Linked DNA regions of Mus musculus: region 2 is linked to region 1. A link is a contact called in ENCODE Hi-C or POLR2A ChIA-PET data. All regions are on one chromosome and are shown on one strand. The core of a region is the stretch at or near the end of the contact, and the rest is flanking DNA. Distances in the headings are between cores, read along the strand shown.

Evidence for each region. Hi-C counts contacts between places; a loop is a spot of excess contacts on that map. ChIA-PET counts read pairs that join two places held with the same protein, here RNA polymerase II (POLR2A).
Region 2: a loop to region 1 is called in a map of v-Abl transformed pro-B cells, with 2.0 times the contacts of the local background. The contact joins the enhancer-like site here to the promoter of Prex1 in region 1. A Hi-C loop is called at or near these places in 3 of 37 maps with a recorded cell type or tissue (gastrocnemius and v-Abl transformed pro-B cells). POLR2A ChIA-PET finds 5 or more read pairs at or near these places in 3 of 5 experiments (Patski and embryonic stem cell).

The regions. Positions count from the first base shown.
Region 1 is chr2:166,712,212-166,719,191 of GRCm38, forward strand. It overlaps Prex1 (phosphatidylinositol-3,4,5-trisphosphate-dependent Rac exchange factor 1), which reads right to left and starts at 1,621. Exons shown (of 40, transcript NM_177782.3): 1 at 1,304-1,621. The coding sequence starts at 1,507. Gm46777 (a long non-coding RNA gene) reads left to right here and starts at 1,618. Exons shown (of 3, transcript XR_001783555.2): 1 at 1,618-5,151.
Region 2 is chr2:166,742,019-166,748,975 of GRCm38, forward strand. No RefSeq gene overlaps it. Among named protein-coding and RNA genes, the nearest start is that of Gm31117, 21 kb to the right of the region's middle. Within about 2 kb of position 4,638, at least 1 of the 3 ENCODE cell types and tissues checked has a DNase peak (open chromatin) inside an H3K27ac peak, as active enhancers do.

The sequences.
Region 1 (6,980 bases), core at 371-2,870:
CTAAGAATGTGGACTCTAATCAATTTCCATTATCCTAGCGGCCCCGTCTCCGTAGGGACGATTTAAAACCGCAGTCAACCTAGCACAACAGCCAGGGGCACACATGGGGGAGTGGGTTTTGTTTTTTTTCCCCCATTAATATAAAAACTAGTTTAGATTTCCTGTTTCTTTTTAAGGCTGAGCAGCTCAGTCACTGCGAGGGGGAAGTGAGGAGTTCCCTAGAATCTGTCATTGCTCAGCAATGCCAGAGTGGCTGCCTCTTTCATTTAGAAACTGCCAGCTTCAAGCCCTACCCGATTCTCTCTCTCTCTCTCTCTCTCTCTCTCTCTCTCTCTCTCTCTCTCTCTCTCCCCCACCCCCTTCTCAACTGTGAGAGAGGAAGAGATGGGAAAGAAAGCCAACCCTGTCTTATTCTCACAGGCCTTTCCAGAAGGATCCTTGGGCCAAAGGGCTTTCAATGCCTCCACACAGCGTCTTCCCCCCCCCCAACTTCGTACTCCCTCCTCCCTCAGTGGGAACCCCCCCCCCCGACCTCACACAGACTCCCCTGCATCCTTAAGCCATTGAGTGTTTCTTTTTCCCAGATGGAGAGAACTCCAGTGTGATTGGGGGTCTCTTGAAACACACACACACACACACACAAACGCACGCCTTCCTGAAGCAGGGTTAAGACTTCCTCCAACCCAAGAAGGGAGTTAAAGCGGCCCCAGCAGGAGGCACGGAGATTAAAGCCCTCAGGTCTCTAAGACCAGCCCTTCCCACCCCCTCCAGTTTTCTCACTTCCTAGGAGGGTAGGGAAGTGGCCCCTTCCTCATTCTCACTAGAGACACCAGGGCAACTACGTACCGGAGTTTAAAGCCCCCGCAGGGCTGCCCTGGGTCACCGCCCTGCATCCAACCCTACGACGTAGCCTGCAGAACTATCCAGAGCAAGGGACTCAACCTCTCTGGAGCCGAACTCTTCCCTGATCTTAAGGATCAGAAAATATAACCTACTGATGAGCCCGGTAACGGCACAGTCTGCTGATACCAGTGTAAGGTGCGTGGTACACAGACGCACTCGGACGCTGTTTTGCAGTCTAAGGCTTTGACTGTGCAATTCGAGCTGGGGCAAGGCTACGGAGCCCAGGGTCCCCGGTGCAGCTAAGGAGCCCCTACCCGGGCTTCTCCCTACACTGGCCCCCCAGCGGGGCGGCCCCGGGCAGCGGCCGCGCGGATGTAACCATTTCAAACTATGCACAAGGCGGGGAGCCACAGACAAAAGCGCAACGCGGGCCGGCCGGCCACAGGTGGCGGGAGCTCACCGACTGCAGGAAACGCAAGGTGCCCACGTAGTCGCGCTCGGTGCCCAGGATCTCGTTGAGTACGCACAGACGGAGGCGCAGCTGGCGCTCCGAGTCGCGGGCGGCCGCGCACGGCCCGGAGACGGGGCCGCGAGCATCGGGATGCGCACCGTCCCCGCCTGGGTCCCCGCCGCCGTCACCACCACCGCTGCCGGGTGCCTCCATAGCCGCGCGGCGCCCGAACTTCCCGCGCCGAGGTCGCGCCGCGGCTTAGGCGTCCGGGCTCCGCATCCCGGACAGGCGCCGCTCAGCGGGCCCGGGGCAGGCGGAGCGGGGGCGGGACCTGGGCGGGGTCATGGTGTATGGGCGGGGCCTTGGTAGAGAGGGCTGAGCGATGGGCGGGGAAGGAGGCGGGGTCAATCTGCTAGTGGGCGGGGATCTTTGTAGAAAATGGACGGGGTGGGGCGGCACCTCATGCGGAAACTGGGCGGGGACTAATGGAGAATGGACTGAGCTGGGGCGGAGTCTGGTGGGATTGGGCGGGGATTGGGCGGAGCCCCCTCCCGGCTTCCAGGGAGCGTCGGCCAAGAGCCGGTTCGTGCGCGCGCCGCACAGTCAGAGTTTGGGGCTGGAAATGCGTCGCCCCAGACCCCAGTCAGGTCGTGGTTCTGCTGAGTCTGTAGGCCAAGACCCATTCAGCAGTTCTGCAAGAGCAGCTCGCGCCATCCACCCGTAAGGAGTGCCCCGTGGGTGATCTGCTGGAGCCGGATCAGCGACCACCACGCGCATCTCCTGACGCCCGGAAGAGCAGCTCGACGCCCCCACCAACACGGCCGCTCATGCCCTCGGCTTACGGTGACCTTGGAAGAACTCTAGCTGCATCTTTGTCCTTACTTCTGTTTCTCTTTCCGTCGGAGCTCTGCGCCTACTGTCCCAGCGCTCCCCATCCCTAAGCAAAGGTGCCCACTTGGACGAGACCGTTGCAGGAAGCCGCCCTCGTACCCACCAGAGATAAAGCCAAAATGGGAATTTTGCTGCCAGCCGACAGGCTGTTCTGTGTGACCTTGATCTTTCAAACGTTCAGTTAACGTGCTAACCCCCCTTTACCCTCGAGAGGCATTGGGACCCGAGTCAGCCTCTGGGGTTCAGCCCCTCATTGATGACCTTGGTCAGCACCCCCATCCCACCTAAAGCTCCTCCGTTTGCCTCACAGTACAAGGGGAAGAACAGTAACACCTAACTCTTAGGGACCAGCATACGGCTGAGCCATAGTCCCTGGAAAGTGATTTTAACACCCTAGAAAGTCTTATCTTCGTTCTTAATTATTCCTGCCTTTGTCAACTGCCCTCTTGACCGGGCCTCTGAACTGCTTGTTCAATCCCTACCTGCCCCGCCTCAGATCTATTATCTCCTATGGAGTCAGTCCCTGTTTCACAAAATAGCCTCTGTGGAGTGTCATCATTTCTGGGGCAGGAGCACTGTCCTCTATTTACTTCCCTTCAAGATGCCTAGAATAGTTCTCTGGGGCCTTGAAGTAAAACAGTCTTTTGCACAAGGATAGAGGAGAGACTGTGGTAGCTCCTGCTACCCCTGGCCCTGTTCCTTTGGGGCCTAGGGCACCGTGACATTTGATGTGGGCAAGGTATCCTAGGTAAATGGATGTAAAAGGGTGAGCCCATCAGGTATTGGTCATGGAGTGAGTGTTTCCAAAGAATCATTATCTTCTTGTTTCTGAGCTTTCCAGACATAACACTGCTTCTGTCCTTAGATCCAGCACCTTTTTGGGTTTCAGTGGGCCCTGTCTTGAAATCATTACTCGCTAGCTGGTAGCAGTCACGAGCCAGCCAAATCCAGCTGCCTGGGTGACCTTGGCCAAGACACTTCACCTTTCTGAAGCTCCATTTTTTTTTTTTTAATCTGTAAGATGAGAGTCTGAGGGAACAAACCCAGGATTAGTGACATCTAGGGTCAGGTTAGTTCTCCATTGTAAGAGCATAGCAGCACACAGTACCCGGGATGTCCCAGGAGCACCCCGTCCACAGTTGTGAGCCGTCGGTGCCTTCTAAGGTAGCCAGAGAACCTCTGACACACGCAACACAGCTAGCTGGGTTAGGTAGTGCTAAGTAAACACTAGTCCCCTTCTCAGCCTGTGACCAAGGCTGGAGGTTAGCCTCACATTTACACATGGGTCCCACCCTCCAAACAAGAACTGACTGTCAGAAAGAATGACCGAGCACTTCCACATCTGTGGACGGGCCCCTCACATCATCTCCCACCCTGGAACAGTGACACTGCCTAGCACACGTGTCTGGATTTCTTGTGGAGCTCTTTGTTGCTGGTTTGTTGGATTTATGTAGCCCAGGACAGCCCTGAACTCCTGATCCTCCCGCCCCAGTCCCCAGAACGCTAGGGTTACAGGCCTGCATCACCAAATCTAGTTCTGTGTGGGCTTTTCCTCTGTGAGTAATGGGACTTTCTTCAACCTGGTGTTGTAAGACTTTGAGCATACAGTAAGCAGCCAATAAGTGCCAGCCTTTACTAATTCCGCTCACAGTCTGATGCTAGAGGTGCCTGTGTCTTTTAGGGTTGATTTGCAGTAAAGAGAAGGAAACACGGGCTAACAAGAGCTTAAAAGCTAAGGGCATCATTTTCTCAGAAGAGGCCCAGAGCTGGGTTCCTGAGGCTGACTCAAAATGTAGTAACGTCGTCAGAGCACCTCTGACCTTGCTGTCTCTGTCACGGTGTTTGGCCTCCAAGTCACAAGATGGCTGCTGAGAAGAGACATCACCTCCTCTCACACAACTGTCCCGTGGCAGAAAGAGGACAAAGGGGACCCTGTCTCTTCTGTGCCTCTCTTATTGAAAGGATAAAAGTTAAGACCCAGCAGGTCAGAGCTGGGTCGCGTGGCCACTCCCCTAATAGTCCCTGACCAAGACCAAGGATCACAGCATTGACTTAGGAGAGGCCTATTTCATATCCTGGGACACTGCACCCCTAAACACGTGGGGTTCTGTTAACAAGCCTAGGGGGCCCTAAAGGTAAAGCAACAAGCACCTACTAAGCACCTGGCCTTGAAGGACATGCTGAGCAGGATACAGGTTACAGAAGTGAGCTGTGAGGACAGGAATAGAGGTAATAGCAAGTTCCTGCCCTTTCATTCAACCGATGGTAGCGAGAGCCTAATATGCAGCTACTGGGGGTTGGTAGAGGTCAGGACAGATGTCCAGAGCAAGGAGAGGTCCCAAACATGATGGTCACAGTTCTTTCTGCTTCCCAGAGGCAAGCAAAGCAAAAGCCAAGAATACACAGCTGAGGGGCCTGCAGGCCTCTGATGACTCCATACCCCCGACAGAGACAACTTTGTCCACAGTTGGTGGGATCAGTGGGGGCACCCTCTGTACCCTGTCTGGTGAGACTCTCAGATTAGCTACTACTGACTGAGAGTGACTTACTAAGCCAAAGGTTGTGTAACGATCTCTTCCAAGATGAAAATGTCCCATCCAGCAGGGAAACTCCTTAAGCGGGGAGGTGAACAACCAAAGAGACTTCAAGAGCTCCCTGAAGCTGAGCAGACTCACTAGGCCCTGCCCTGCCGCCAGAGTAAGCAATCAAAGTTAAGAGTCCCTCTCAGACAGCAGGAAGTTGAGCAGCAAGGAAGACTCTGAGACCAGACTAGCCACCCAGAAGAAGCAGAAACCAGCCCAGCTGCTGGAAGAGTTTTAAGCCAGCTGGGACAGCTAGAAGGGACACTCTCCGGCCCGCTGAGCTGCCTGCAGGCTGTGCAAGTGTGCTCCAGGTTCTCAGCTTCATGAGCTGTCACCCGTGCTGGGGTGGACACCTGATGATGTCTTTGAGTCATTTCTGCTCCTGTGAGTAAACCCTCCCCCATATTCCTGTAAGTAAACCCAGTAAAACACATTGGTTTATCCTGTTAGATTCGGCGTTATCCATACTTGGGTCTATACTGGGTTCCCTGTCTGGGGTTATTAGACGAATCTGTTTCATCTCCCCTGGAAAAGTTTGTCACATGTCACTTGAGTGTTGCCAGTCAGCTGGAGAGACCAACTTCTGCCTAGTCCGGCTGTGACCTCTTGTGCCCTCCCCTCCAGGATTCTTAAAGAGGCAAGATCTGTAGCAGGCTGTGGCTGGGAGCTTTCTTAAAGGTAGACCTGGGGGGAGGAGGGTGAAGGTGCTCCTCAGGGAGAGGGGAGTTGATACTCTGACAGGGAAATTCTTCTTTTTCGGGGACAATTTTAGACTCTGTTGCCATGCACCTCGCAAGGGCTGGGGAGTACCAGTGTGTGACTGTCACACGAGCACTGCCTGTGCCAGAAGAGATGCCGACAGCAGGCAGCTTATTCCTTTACCAGGCACCACAAGCTTCTGCAGACCCTCTCCCACAGCTCTGTCTGGAAGAACATTTCAATTTAGAGCAAGCAAAAACAAAAACAAAACAAGGGCTAAGGGGACAGCTCAAGAGGCTCTCGCCACCAAGCCTAGCCACCCGAGTTTGCACCCCCAAGCCCCCATGAAGGTAGAAGGAAAAGATCTCACACACACACACACACACACACACACATACTCATTTAATGATGATGATGGTGATGGTGATAATGATGATAAGTTTTAAGGAAGAAAGGAAAACCAGGGCTGACTGAGCCTTTTACCCCATCCCAAACGGGCAAGGAGGAAAACACTGGTTTCTGAATTAGAGCTGGTCATTTCCTAAGCCTGGCCATGTGCCGAGTAAGTTGGGGCTCTTTCGCATTCATCCCTGACCTGGGAACAGGACAGAGAGCTGCCCCACGAAGGTGGGTGCTGAACACACACGCTCAGCTTCACTACTTCAGACTAAAGCTTGATTCTGTCCCAGAGTCCTCACTAGGCTACTCCCACGGTCTCAGTAAAAACTGCTTGGAAGAAGCCTACAGGATGAACACTGTGTCCATGGCAAGGCTCTTTAAAGCTCTGATGGGAGGAGCATCATTGCCGTGTAACAGTCTCCTTGAAATTGAAACATTCTATCCTACAAAGAGGCTCTTCCACGTAGCTTCAGGAAGTCCCTGAAACTGACCTGATTCACTGGTTTCTCCTGGCCACAGTAAACAATAAGAGCTGGGAGTCCCTCAGAGAGTAACAGAAGCTGAGCTTCAAAGAAAACTCTTAGAGGAGAAAAGCTACAAAGAATCTTGAGATCAGACCAGCAGCCTGGGAGAAGCAGAAACCAGCAGAGCTGCCTGGAAGAGATTTAGACAGTTACTACACCAGGAAAGGACACCCTCCAACCTGCTGAGCAACCTGCAGGTTGTGCAGTGTGCTCCAGGTTCCCAGCTTTTGTGAGCTGTCATTCAGGCTGGGATGGGCTTTGATGATGCAGCTGTCTTTGAGTCATTTCTGCTCCTGTAAGTAACTCCCCTCCACCACCACCACCACCATATTCCTGTAAAAAGCCCAACAAAGCTCATTGATTGACCAAACTGGACCTCAGTGGTATCTATATTTTTTTTTCCAGCTGCAGTGAGTAGACCAGTGTGTTGCATCTCACCAGGAAAAGTTTTGTCACACAACAACCATAGATACCAGATTAAGTCTGGGCTCCATGATCTGTCAAATCCTGCTAGTGCAAACACAGGCTGGGGGAAAAGAGGAGGTGCTTAGCGCATCCATTCACACCTGCCTTCCTTTGTGGCCTTTGGAG
Region 2 (6,957 bases), core at 3,388-5,887, 33 kb after region 1:
CCCACCGCGCTTAAAGCCAGGGGTCCATCCTTAGCATCATATAAACTAGGCATGGTAGTGCATGCGCAGCCTGCTTTAGGGATGTGGAGCAGGGAGGATAAGTAGTTATTCTGGGCCATCCTTGGCTGAATAATGAGTTAGAGTAAGCCTGGGTTACACAAGACCCTGTTTGAAAACTAGGAGCTGGAGAGATGGCTCAGTGGTTAGGAGCACTGGCTGTTCATCCAGGAGACTCAGGTTCAGTTCCCAGCACTCACATGGTGGCTCACAGCCATCTGTAACTCCAGTTCCAAAGGACCAGATGCCCTCTCTGGCTTCTGTTGGCACCGTACCCATGTGGTATGCATGCACACATGCAGACAGAACACTCAAACACATAAAAATAAAATAAAAATAATAAGGCATGTCAGCGACCATTGCTCGCCTTTAATCCCAGCACTCACGAGGCAGAGGCAGAGGCAGAGGCAGACAGATCTCTGTGAGTTCAAGGCCAGTCTGGGCTATATAGAGTAACCCTGTCTCAAAAAACAATCATCAATCAATCAATAGAAATTAAAAAATAAAGCTAAAAAATTAAAACATATAATACAAAATTATTAGAAATATATGTATATCTTCTGAGTGTGTGTGAGATGTGTGTATGGTGTGTGTGTGAGTGTGTGTGTGGTGGTGGTGGTGTGTGTGTGTGTGTGTGAGTGTGTGTGTGCTGTATGTGTGGTGTGTGTGTGGTGTGTGTATGTGTGATGCATGTGTTGTGTGTGAGTGTGATGTGTGTGGTATGTGTGAGTGTGTGTGTGCTGTATGTGTGGTGTGTGTGTTAGTGTGTTTGTGTGATGTGGTATGTGTGTGTACGTGTGTGTGTTAGTGTGTTTGTGTGATGTGGTATGTGTGTGTATGTGTGTGAGTGTGTGTGAGTGTGTGTGTGTATGTGTGATGTGTGTGTTGTATGTGAGTGTGATGTGTGTGGTATGTGTGAGTGTGTGTGCTGTATGTGTGGTGTGTGTGTGTGAGTGTGTTTGTGTGGTGTGTGTGAGTGTGATGTGTGTGGTATGTGTGAGTGTGTGTGTGTGTAGGAATGGGAGAGGCCTCTTGGAGAGGTTTGAGAAGAGCTTGGCTGTGGGAGGACCCTGGGAGAGACAGACTATCCCAGATTGACAGCTGTGTCTTGTAAAGGAGATGGAAACCAGGGAGCTACTTGGGAACTAAGCACAGAAAGACAGACAGGGCCTTGCTTCTCACTTTTCTCTTTTCCAATCTGAAGGACAGAGGCTTGCTGTCTTGCCCACCTCCCCACCCCGCACCGAAGGATGCTGCAGAGGGTGGGTGGGAGGGGAGGGGCAGGGGAGGGCTGGGCTCAACCTGCAAGAGTGTCAGTAATGGATGCGCTGGCCAGCCTGTGCTAGGGGCACTTTGGGACAGTGTGGTTTCTCCTTCCTTCTGGCAAGTGAGTCCACCTCAGTCTAAAAACCCGGGGCTGAGAAGACCTGTGCATTTTCACCCTCTCATTTGAGGACTGGAAAAAGCAGAGCCAAGAGCTGGGAGGGCCCCACCCTGCCCCAGGTCACAAAGCAAGTTCTGGACAGAACCAGACTGAGGCTGTGACCCACTCCCTCCCCCAGGTGGAAAAAAGCCTCTGTCCTTAAGGACCTTCCATTTCCCTAGGGCACGAAGCAAATGAGGCTATTTGTCCAGCTGGCTGTAGGGGAGACACTGAGCCTTGGTTCAATCCCTGTGCTTTTCAGAGTGCCACCCGAACAATTCTGTTTCATTTCTGTGGTGTTGTCATGGAACCCGAGACCTCACAGGAGCCAGTCAAGTGGGCTACCCTGGAGCCACGCCCCCACCCCCATCCCCACCTAACTTTCTTGAGTCTACTCAGTTCAATTTAGGAGACAGAGAAGAAGCTGGGCTTATGGCTCTGGCTCCAGATGAGGAAATGGAGGTCTAGAGTAATGAAAATCCCTAGGGTCTACGGGAATGATATTTCTTTTTCTAGAAGAAAATGATTGTAAACATAGCCAGACATGACAGTGGCACACATCTGTAATCCCAGTGCTTGGAAAAGAGAGACAAGAGAATTGGGAGTTCAAGGCCAGCCTTGGTCACATAGCAAGTTGGGATTTGAGGTTAACCTGGGCTACAGGAGACACAGCCTGAGAAGAGAAGAGAAGAGAAGAGAAGAGAAGAGAAAAAAGAGAGAGGAGGGAGGAAGGAAAGGAGGGAGAGAAAGAAGGGAGGATGAGGAGGGGGTAGCATAGGTATGAGGTAATATAACAAACAGGACCCTTTCAGAGCTGTGGATAAAACAGAGATTTGGAAGCCCTTAGTGGAGGTCAGAGAAGGGCCCTGGGGAGGTAACACACACTTGACACGCACTCAGCAGCCATTCTGAAAGCCAGGCTAGAAGATGGCTTCAGTGCAAAGGTCCTGTGGTGGGGAGGAACTTGATGCTGGAGAAACAGAAAGCCAAGGATGGCAGGGCTGGAGCAGAGCAGGCCAGGGGGTGCATCAGGCTACAAGATCAGAGAGGCCTGAAGGCCTAGCGGTGGCACAGGTCCAGGGCCCACAGCCTAAAGTCCAGTGTTCTTCAGCACTGAGGCTTGCCCTGGCGTCTGCACACCGAGGTACTTCCTCTGCCAAATTCCTGCTTTGGCTTGGTGGTTTGTGGCTCTTCCTGCTGTGCCTGGGCTGTCCGTGACTCAGTGCTGACTTCCACAAATCCACTGCCCTCCTCACTCTCCTCAAACCCCCGCAGCTCTTCACCTGGGCTTCTGAGAGTTCACACTCTCTATAGCGTGGGCGCCAGCAGTTAAGTCTGCATCTCCCACCATACTCAGAGCAGTGGGAACAGCAGTGAGGGCAGGGGCTGGGGATGTGGCTCAGTGGTCGGTGCTCGCAAGGGTGTGTGAAGCCCTTGGTTCCGTTCCCAGAACCACATATGGTTCTGTTCCTAGAACCCACCACTTCCCATCACCTTCCTTGGTGTGATCTTTCTTAGACTCAGGCCTCCAAAGTCTTCCTGATATGCACATTTATTGAGCACCTACTGTGTGTTCTCCTACAGTACCAAATACAATTGTAACTTAACTCTAAGTCAGGCAAGAATAAAAATTGGGAAATATGGTGGGTGATTGTTTTTGTTTTAAATGAAGTTTCTCAGGTCAATGAAGTGTGGTGTCGTGGGACTGGACTCACTGCGCTGGGAAGGCAAAGGGAGAGATAGAAGTCCAAAAACATTTTCAACCACACAAGGAGTTAGAGGCCAGCCTGGGCTACATAGGACCCTGTCTTTAAAAGTGTGTGTGTGTGTGTGTGAGAGAGAGAGAGAGAGAGAGAGAGAGAGAAGAGCCTTGTGGGTGACTCTGTTTGCACTGTCCCTAGAGCCCAGTGCCAGAGCCCTCATGTCTTCACCACTGTCTCTGAGGTGAGACAGGACCCATGAGTGAGACTGAAGGTAGCCAGACATCCTCATCCCAGTGCCTAGGTGACTCTTGGAGTCACCTGCCATTTCCTGTCACTTTCCTTGGTGTGATCTTTCTTAGACTCGGGCAACTGAAGCCTTCCTGATATACACATTTATTGAGCACCTACTGTGTACCCCTGCCATGGTACAGCTATAACTTAACTCTCTAGTTCAAATGAGAATAAAAATTAGGAAATATGGGTGATTTTTTAAATGAATTTTCGCAATCCAACGAAGTTGCTTATGGTAGAAATAAAACCAAAACCAATGTGCACTTTTCCTGCTGGCAGGTTTCAATACAAGCCATGACTCTCCCCCCCCCCAAACTCTAAGAATTGCCCCCTGAAGAACCCAATGAGCTTGCTTGGCTCCCACCCATTAGGTTGACTGCCACAAAAGCCAGCAGCACTGGGGGCGGGTAGTTTAGTATCACACTAGCTTGCCATACAGGAAGCCCTGGGTTCTGTCTCCAAGAACTCAAGGGGAACATTGCCTCGAGAAAACCCCAGAGCACAGAGTGGAGGAACAGGAACCTTCATGCACTGTTGGAGGGGGGACAGGGTGGGGGTAGGGCAAGGCCATGCAGCTGCAGAGCCAAACGGCAGGAGAGGCCCTCAGAAACTTAAAAATAGAGCTGATTTGGCAATGCACGCACATATACAACACACTCGCACACGCACATACATGACAGACACGCATGCATACACACAACACGCATGCATGCGTGCACACACACACACACACACACACACACACACACACCTGGATTTTGCATACCCATGGGAACTGAGAGCAGGCGTCTGAGCAAAGATTTGGACCCTAGTGTTGAAAGCAGAGGCAAAGAGTAGACACCGCCCAAGGGTCCATCAACAAAGTGGGGTGCTGAACCTAAGAGGGAATATTAGCCATCCTTGAAAAGGAAAGGAGCTCCTCACACAGGCTTACAGTGTGGATAGAGCAGCAGGCACAGTGTTAAGTGAAACAATTCAGTCACAGGCAGCGGATGACATGCAGACTCGGCTGGAGACCAACAGCCAGGGCTTGGAGTTAATAAGTAGAATTCTGGTTTTGATGAGGTATTCCAGGAGTAGAAGACAGAGAGAAAGCTCTGGACAGTGCTGCCCAACACCTAATGTCGTTGGATGCTTGTAGTCTCCCCTCCCCCAGCCTGAAACCTGCTTGCTCAGGGGTGGAGCTTCCCGCTCAATCATTCTGCCACGCCCACTGCTGGAACGTGCTGCTTTGCTGTTTGGAGCCATCACGTGATCACCCTGCTACTGGACTCCAAGATTATTTGGCGGGAATTGGGCCCCTCCCCCTTCCTTCTTAACGGAGTGCCGAAATAGTAAAAATTAAACCTTGAGCAGAGACTTTTGTCTTGGTTCCTTCCTTATCTCGCGCAGCCCAGCCCCTCTTCTCTTCCAGGTTTCCAAAATGCCTTTCCAGACTAGAACCCAGGTTGTGATCTACTGGCCAGACACAACAGATGCTAACTTTAAAGTGGTAGTATTGGGAGACGGCTTAGTGGGCAAACTGCTTGCCTTGTAAGTGCGAGGGTCCCAGAGCTCACGTAAAAGGTGAGTGCAGAAATGGATGTCTGTAAGCCCAGTGCTGAAAGGCAGAGGCAGGCAGGTCTCCTGTGCTCTGACCAGCAGCCTGGTGGAATCAGAGAGGTCTTGATTCAGTGGGAGACCCTGTCTCAAAAAGTTAGGTGGGCGATGGTGGCACACACCTTTAATCCCAGCACTTGGGAGGCAGAGGGAGGCGGATCTCCGAGTTCGAGGCCAGCTTGGTCTATAAAGTGAGTTCCAGGACAGCCAGGACTACACAGAGAAACCCTGTCTCAAACCCAAAACCAAAAATATACTAAGGTGGAAAGTTGGGAGAGACACCTGGTGTAGACTCTGGCCTCCATGCATGTACACACATAGTCACACATGCACACACATGCCACATACACACCACATACATGCCTCACAAATACACAAATTAAAAATAAAGATTGACAAAAGAATGAGGTGGATTGTTTAAAATTCAAAACAAAACGTGGTCATCATGCCTCTTCTCGAGTCCGCCGAGCCAATCTCCCTTTCTGACAGGACCTGGCTGAGGTCCCTGCAGTCACACCTGGTTCCCTCCGGTGCTCACATTCACACTCTCAGAGCAGCCTTCTATGAGAGTTCAGTGAGGATGCTAGTCCCCAGAACACCACCATAATAATGGGAGGGGTATGTGTGTGTGTTTGTGTGTGTGCACATGTGTGCACATGTGTGCGCATGTGTGTGTACATGTGTACAATTGCATGCACATGTGCTTGCAAGGGATTGGGGGTTTGGAAATAGAGGGTTTTTTCGTTATATCTATGCATTTTACTATATTGTGTATTTTGAATTATATTTATATGTATGTGCCTGTTTGTCCATATATGCATCACATGTATGGAGTACCTTGGAGGCAGGGTCCAGAAGAGGGCATCTGATGCCCTGGAACTGGAGTTGACAGGCAGTTGAGAGTCACCATGTGGGTGCTAGAACTGAACCTCTGAGAGCAGCTAGCTCTTGATGGCTAAGGAGTCTAACAGAGACTTCAGGAGACCGTTCACAGTCACACTGTCTCCATATCTCCATAGGCCTCAGTTCCCCCGTCTTTAGAACCAGCCGAGGTCAGCACCATCTAACCTCTGGCATGTCTCAGTTGGCTACCTCTAGACTTGAAACCTGGGAGCATCCTATTGGAAGGCCGAGCTACTGATACTGTGTAACTCAAGGTCTCCATCTGGAAATGCTGGGTGAGGCCTGTGCCTGGAAGCTGCCTGAAGCTTCCCACATGGCCCTGACCCTTCCCTGCCAGGGCTGCATATGTGGCTGAGTTTTCCTGGGTTGGACAAAATGACATCACCGACTTCAATGACAGCTCAGTTAGGGTCTCCGGGGTGGAGATTTCTTTGGAAACACCTGGGGACTTTGGTCAGGGCATTCTCTTTCCTCAGGCTTCATTCTCATAGACTTTACAGACTACTCCAATCAGGGAGATTCCCCACTGATACCCCAACATATGACTCTATTCTGTAAGTTTTCTGGAATTCCCGGGGGGTGGAGTGGGGGCTCGGACGAACTCCTGTACCTTGTTCTGGGGACTTCCCAACAATGATCTCCCTTCAAGCCCCATCTCAAGACAGAAAAGCAAAAGGTAAAACCAAAGAGATATTTCCTGGGGTTGGGAGAGTGGCTTAGTTAATGAGAAAATTGTCACAGAAGCATGAAGACCTGAGTTCAATGCCCAGCACCCATGTAATCCCAGCTCTGGAAAGGTGAGCACAGGAGGTTCCCTGGCGTCCACTGACCAGCTAGTGTAGCCAATGATTGAGCGCCAGGCTTAGTGAGAGGCCTCGTCTCAAGATATATAAGGTGGAGAGCAACCAAGAAAGGCACCTAACGTTGACCTCTGCCTTCCACGTGCTTGCACACGCATACATACACAACGTTTCTTCATTT